Regions from separate parts of the Homo sapiens genome. Here region 2 is linked to region 1. Evidence: chromatin loops called from intact Hi-C (ENCODE). Cell type or tissue: natural killer cell. All regions are shown on one strand. Each heading gives the region's core, and the rest is flanking DNA. Links, peaks and the distances in the headings are about the cores only. Region 1 overlaps ARSG (arylsulfatase G). Region 2 overlaps LOC105371870 (a long non-coding RNA gene).

Region 1 (2,909 bases), core at 106-2,605:
TGACTCAGCCACATTGATGGGCAGCTATGGGTCAGATTCATTTCAATCTGTAAGACCAAAACTTGAGCTTGTGTTGTTTTGTTTTGAGATGGAGTTTTGCTCTTGTCGCCCAGGCTGTAGTACAATGGCGCAATCTCAGCTCACTGCAACCTCCGCCTCCTAGGTTCAAGCAATTCTCCTGCCTCAGCCTCCTGAGTAGCTGAGACTACAGGCGTGCAGCACCACGGCTAATTTTTGTATTTTTAGTAGAGATGGGGTTTCACCATGTTGGCCAGGCTGGTCTTGAACTCCTGACCTTAGGTGATCCACCCGCCTTGGCCTCCCAAAGTTCTGGGATTACACGCATGAGCCACTGTGCCTGGCCTGGTCTTGAACTTCTGACCTCAGGTGATCTGCCTGCCTCAGCCTCCCAAAGTATTGGGATTACAGGCGTGAGCCACGGCGTCTGGCCATGAGCTTGTTTTTTTTTTTTTTCCAGGAGATGTTATTAGTTTGACTCTTATTTTTTTTCCAACTGCTGAAGTTTCTCCAAATTCTGCAAACATGGCTTAAAATTAAAATTGTCCCAACCCATCTTATGTATTCCTTTTTATGTATTTATTTATTTTTGAGATGGAGTCTCACTCTGTCACCCAGGGTAGAGTGCAGTGGGATGATCTCAGTTCACTGCAACCTCCGCCTCCCGGGTTCAAATGATTCTCCTGCCTCAGCCTCCTGAGTAGCTGGGATTACAGATGTGCACTGCCATGCCCAGCTAATTTTTGTATTTTTAGTAGAGACAGGGTTTCACCCTGCTGGCCAGGCTGGTCTCGAACTCCTGACCTCAAGTGATCTGCTGGCCTCGGTCTCCCAAAGTGCTGGGATCACAGGCATGAGCCACTGCACCTGGCCCATCTTATATATTCTGTCCTATTGACAGACCTGCTATTACATGAAGTCCCAATTGTTGACTTCGGAAAACGCTGAGTTGCACGCCATACACAGAGGCTGGGATTGAAGTGAGACAGCAGAGAAAGCCAGCAATGGGGCTACTGATTGGTGGTGGGACTCTGCTTGACATCATTTAGGTTCTTTAGACCTCAGTTTCTCTCCCCGCAAAATGCAAGTAATAAAAAATAATGTCCCTAGCTCACGAGAGTCTTTGCAAGCTTTACAGAGTGGTCAGCTCGTCCATGGAACATAAATATCTATTCAAAGGGAATGGAAGAAAGCATTATGCATAGACTTTTACACTTGGAGGAAATGGCCAACCAGAAAAATCATTTGGGGCCAGAGTGTTGTATTTATGTGCATATGCATTGTTGCATTAAAGCATTTAGTTCTGCTCCGTGAGTACGTAGGAAATGAATACTCTATGGTCTGTGGTTTCCACACAGGAACCTTCAAAGAGACTGTTACACTGACGTGGCCCTCCCTCTTTATGAAAACCTCAACATTGTGGAGCAGCCGGTGAACTTGAGCAGCCTTGCCCAGAAGTATGCTGAGAAAGCAACCCAGTTCATCCAGCGTGCAAGGTGAGGAGTCTCCCTCCCTCCGCAGGGCCTCCCCCTGCCTCCACCTACCCGTGCACACACACCATGTCCCTTGGCCTCAGCACGCTTGAGGCCATGGCAGAGTTTTGCTGCTCAGCAGAGATGGATGCATACATGTCTCCTATAAGTAAAGCTGGAAAACAGCCCCTTCTGGAAATCTGCGGTCCTGGATTAGAGATTCCTCAGGTATGTTCCTAGAGTCCCTGGGGCTTATCCCTCTGTTGCTTTGATCACGTTCCACTGCCATGATCATTTTGTCCTCTCCTTCTAGGGTACGAGCTCCTCAAGGGTAGGGCCTGCCCACTGCACTCTGGGCACTCAAGGCATTTGTTGAGCTCACTAGCTGGCAGGATGTATTACTTTTCCATTGCTGCTGTAACAACCAACCACTAATTTAGTAGCTAAAACAACAGTAACTTACCCTGCTACAGATCTGGAGGCCAGATGTCTGAAATGAGTCTTAGGGGGCTAAAATCAAGGCATCAGCAGGACTGTTTTCTTGGGGAGTCTCTAGGGAGGATTCCTTCCTTGCCTTTTCCAGCTTCTGGCATTTCTGAGCTATGGCCATATCATTCTCAACTCTAATTCTGTTGTTCACTTGCATCTTCAGTCAAATCTCCCCTCTGGCTCCCACTTACGATAGCACTTGTGATGGCGTTTAGGGTCCACCAGGAGAATCCAAGGTGATCCCCCTACCTCAAGACCCTTAACATAATTCCACCTGAAAACTCTCTTTTGCCATATACCGTAACATTCACAGATTCCAGGAATTAGACCCTGCTTATCTTTGGGAGCTATCCTTCATTCTACCAGACAGAAGTTACAAATTCCCGCATCTAGAAGGCACAGATAGGTAACCTTAAAGAGGGAAGCAGGATGAACGTAAGGCATTAGGGAGTGGTGGGGTCTACAGTGAACCTGTAAGCACATGCCCCATCTGAAGGGGGCAGCTACTACCTAGCTCCAGCTGCTTGGTGCTTCTTTGTGAAAATGTGAACCTGGAATATCACATCTTTTCATTTTACAACAGAGATAGGATACCTGGCTTTTATGTGAAATCTCCTGATCTTGAAATATTAGAAACTACTAATTAACAAAAGGCTGGGGGTGGTAGCTCATGCCTATAATCCCAGCACTTTGGGAGGCCAAGATGGGCAGATTGTTTGAGTCTAGGAGTTCAAGACTAGCTGGGCAACATGGTGAAACTCTGTCGCTACAAGCAATACAAAAATTAGCTGGGCGTGGTGATCTGCACATGTTGTTCCAGCTACTTGGTAGGCTGAGGATGGAGGATCACTTGAGCCTGGGAGGCATAGGTTGCAGTGAGCCAAGATTGTGTCACTGCATTCCAGCCTGGGTGACAGAGCGAGACCCTGT
Region 2 (2,909 bases), core at 207-2,706, 180 kb before region 1:
TGCCATCTCCGCCTCCTGGTGAGAGGTGACAGCATGCTGGCAGCCCTGGCTCACTCTTGGCGCCTCCTCGGCCTCGTCGCCCACTCTGGCTGTGCTTGAGGAGCCCTTCAGCCCGCCGCTGCACTGTGGGAGCCCCTTCCTGGGATGGCTGAGGCCGGAGCCGGCTCCCTCAGCCTGCGGGGAGGTGTGGAGGGAGAGGCACGGGCGGGAACCGAGGCTGCGCGCCACGCTTGCGGGCCAGCTAGAGTTCCAGGTGGGCGTGGGCCTGGCGGGCCCCGCACTCAGAGCGGCTGGCCGGCCCTGCCGGCCCCGGGCAGTGAGGGGCTTAGCACCCAGGCCAGCAGCTACCGAGGGTGCGCCGGGTCCCCCAGCAGTGCTGGCCCACGGGTGCTGCGCTCGATTTCTGGCCGGGCCTTAGCTGCCTCCCCACGGGGCAGGGCTCAGGACTTCCAGCCCGCCATGCCTGAGTCTGCCCCGCCCCGCCGCCGTGGGCTCCTGCGCCGCCTGAGCCTCCTTGAGGAGCACGGCCCCCTGCTCCACGGCGCCCGGTCCCATCCATCGCCCAAGGGCTGAGAAGTGCGGGGGCAGGCCGCGGGACTGGCGGGCAGCTCCACCTGTGGCCCCCGTGCGAGACCCACTGGGTGAGGCCAGCTGGGTTCCTGAGTCTGGTGGGGACTTGGAGAACCTTTATGTCTAGCTAAGGGATTGTAAATACACCACTCAGCACTCTGTATCTAGCTCAAGGTTTGTAAACACACCAATCAACACCCTGTGTCTAGCTCAGAGTTTGTGAATGCACCAGTCAGCACCCTGTGTCTAGCTCAAGGTTTGTAAATGCACCAATCGACACTCTGTAGCTAATCTAATGGGGACGTGGAGAACTTTCGTGTCTAGCTCAGGGATTGTAAACACACCAATCAGTGCCCTGTCAAAACGGACCAATCAGCTCTCTGTAAAATAGACCAATCGGCTCTCTGTAAAATGGACCAATCAGCAGGATGTGGGTGGGGCCAGATAAGAATAAAAGCAGGCTGCTGGAGCCACCCGTAACAACCCGCTCTGATTCTCTTCCAAATAATGGGAAGGTTTTTCCCCCCGTTTTTACAGTAAGTTTTGCTGCTAATCACTTTGGATTTTCACTGCATTTATGAGCTGTGACATTCACTGTGAAGGTTTAAGGTTTTGCTGTTGAAGCTGGCAAAACCACAAAACCACCAAGAGAAACTAACAGTTCCACAGGCACTGTCTTAAGAGCTGTAACACCCACCATGAAGGTCTGCAGTTTCACTCCTGAGCCAGCGAGACCATGAACCCAGCGCAAGGAAAAAAGTGCAAGTACATCCGAACTTCAGAACATCAGAAAGAAGAAACTCTGGACAGGCCCCCTTTAAGAACTGTGACACCACCTGCGAGGGTCTGCGGCTTCATTCTTGAAGTCAGCCCAAGAACCCACCGATTTTAGACACACTGGGTTCAAGCGATTTTCCTGCCTCAGCCTTCCAAGTAGCTGGGATTACAGGTGTCCACCACCACGCCGGGGTAAGTTTTGTATTTTTATTAGAGACAAGGGTTTTACAACATTGGCCAGGCTCATCCCAAACTCCTAACTACAGGTGCTTCTGCCACCTCAGCTTCCGAAAGTGGTGGGATAAGAGGCATGAGCCACTGTATCTGGCCTCATTAAATATTCTACAACAGTGGCACTGCATTAGAATCCCTGGGGAAGCTTTAAAAATGTCAATGCCTGGGTTCCACACCTACAGTCAAATTTAATTCATCTGAGGTGGCCTGAGGTTTGGAATTAAAAAAAAAAAAAAAAACTCCCCAAGTAGTTTAAATATGCAGCCAAACCTAAGAGCTGCTAAACTGCAACTTTTTTTTTTTTTTTTTTTTAGGTGGAGGAGTGCTCTGTTTACCAGGCTGGAGAACAGTGGTGCAGTCTTGGCTCACTACAACCTCCATCTCCCAGGTTCAAGTTATTCTCCTGCCTCAGCCTCCTGAGTAGCTGGGATTGCAGGTGTGTACGACTACACACGGCTAATTTTTGCATTTTTTTTTTTTTTTTTTTTTTTTTTTTTAGTAAAGTCGGGGTTTTGCCATGTTGGCCAAGCTGGTCTCAAAACTCCTGACCTCAGGTAATCCACCTGCCTCAGCCTCCCAAAGTGCTGGGATTACAGGCATGAGCCACCGTGCCCGGCCAGCATTTTTCAACAAGGGCTTTGCATTCCATTTGCTGAAGGGGGTGCGCTGTAATTTGATCAATCCCCTTTTCTTGGACATTTAGGTTGGTTCCAATTTTTATATCATCATAAACCAGCAATTAGCATGCTTTTTCTGTAAAGAGCTAGGTGGTATTTGTTCTGGCCTTTGCAGATCACAAGTTCTCTCTTAGAACTACTGAGCTCTGCCATTACGGCAAAAAACCAGCCACAGACAATGCATATATGAATGCACATGGCTGTGTTTCAATCAGACTTTATTTAGAAAAACAGGTGGTGGCCAGATCTGGCCTGTGAGCCATGGCATGGTTCACTGAACCAACTCTATAAACATTGTGTGGTACATCTTTTTGAAGCCAAACTTTCCTAGTATGAAATGATCATTTTCTTGTGACAATGATTTTATACTGTTTCTTTTTAGAAGTAGGACCCTTCTTTGAATGAAACTTAGTAAGATTCATATAAGTAACAGGTAAGAAGTCATTCTGTTAGCATAAATATATTTTATAAATTCAAATGTGCAGTATTTAGAAGGCCAGTTAGGGGTTGCAGATGATTGCCTTTTTTTTTTTTTTTTTTTTTTTTTTTTTTTGAGGTGGAGTCTCGCTCTGTCGCCCAGGCTGGAGTGCAGTGGCGCGATCTCAGCTCGCTGCAAGCTCTGCCTCCCGGGTTCCCGCCATTCTCCTGCCT

The links. Peaks named below come from ENCODE experiments on the same cell type or tissue, not always from the same donor. Only the 100,000 strongest peaks of a DNase experiment are listed, where the experiment ranks them.
Region 2: it touches region 1 in a loop (5-fold over the local background); 4 of 110 quality-filtered maps call a loop at or near these places.

The regions. Positions count from the first base shown.
Region 1 is chr17:68,355,291-68,358,199 of GRCh38, forward strand. It overlaps ARSG (arylsulfatase G), which reads left to right. Exons shown (of 12, transcript NM_001267727.2): 6 at 1,377-1,514. Among named protein-coding and RNA genes, the nearest start is that of ARSG, 65 kb to the left of the region's middle. RefSeq lists an enhancer at 1,458-1,517. In natural killer cell, for the core only: no CTCF peak of the experiment used is centred there; DNase peaks (open chromatin) are centred at 1,401 and 1,851; H3K4me3 peaks cover 304 bases; H3K27ac peaks cover 1,781 bases.
Region 2 is chr17:68,179,656-68,182,564 of GRCh38, forward strand. LOC105371870 (a long non-coding RNA gene) reads left to right here. Exons shown (of 4, transcript XR_934937.4): 2 at 1,896-2,017; 3 at 2,641-2,691. Among named protein-coding and RNA genes, the nearest start is that of AMZ2, 67 kb to the right of the region's middle. RefSeq lists an enhancer at 2,462-2,591. In natural killer cell, for the core only: no CTCF peak of the experiment used is centred there; DNase peaks (open chromatin) are centred at 1,226, 1,846 and 2,456; H3K4me3 peaks cover 1,727 bases; H3K27ac peaks cover 1,944 bases.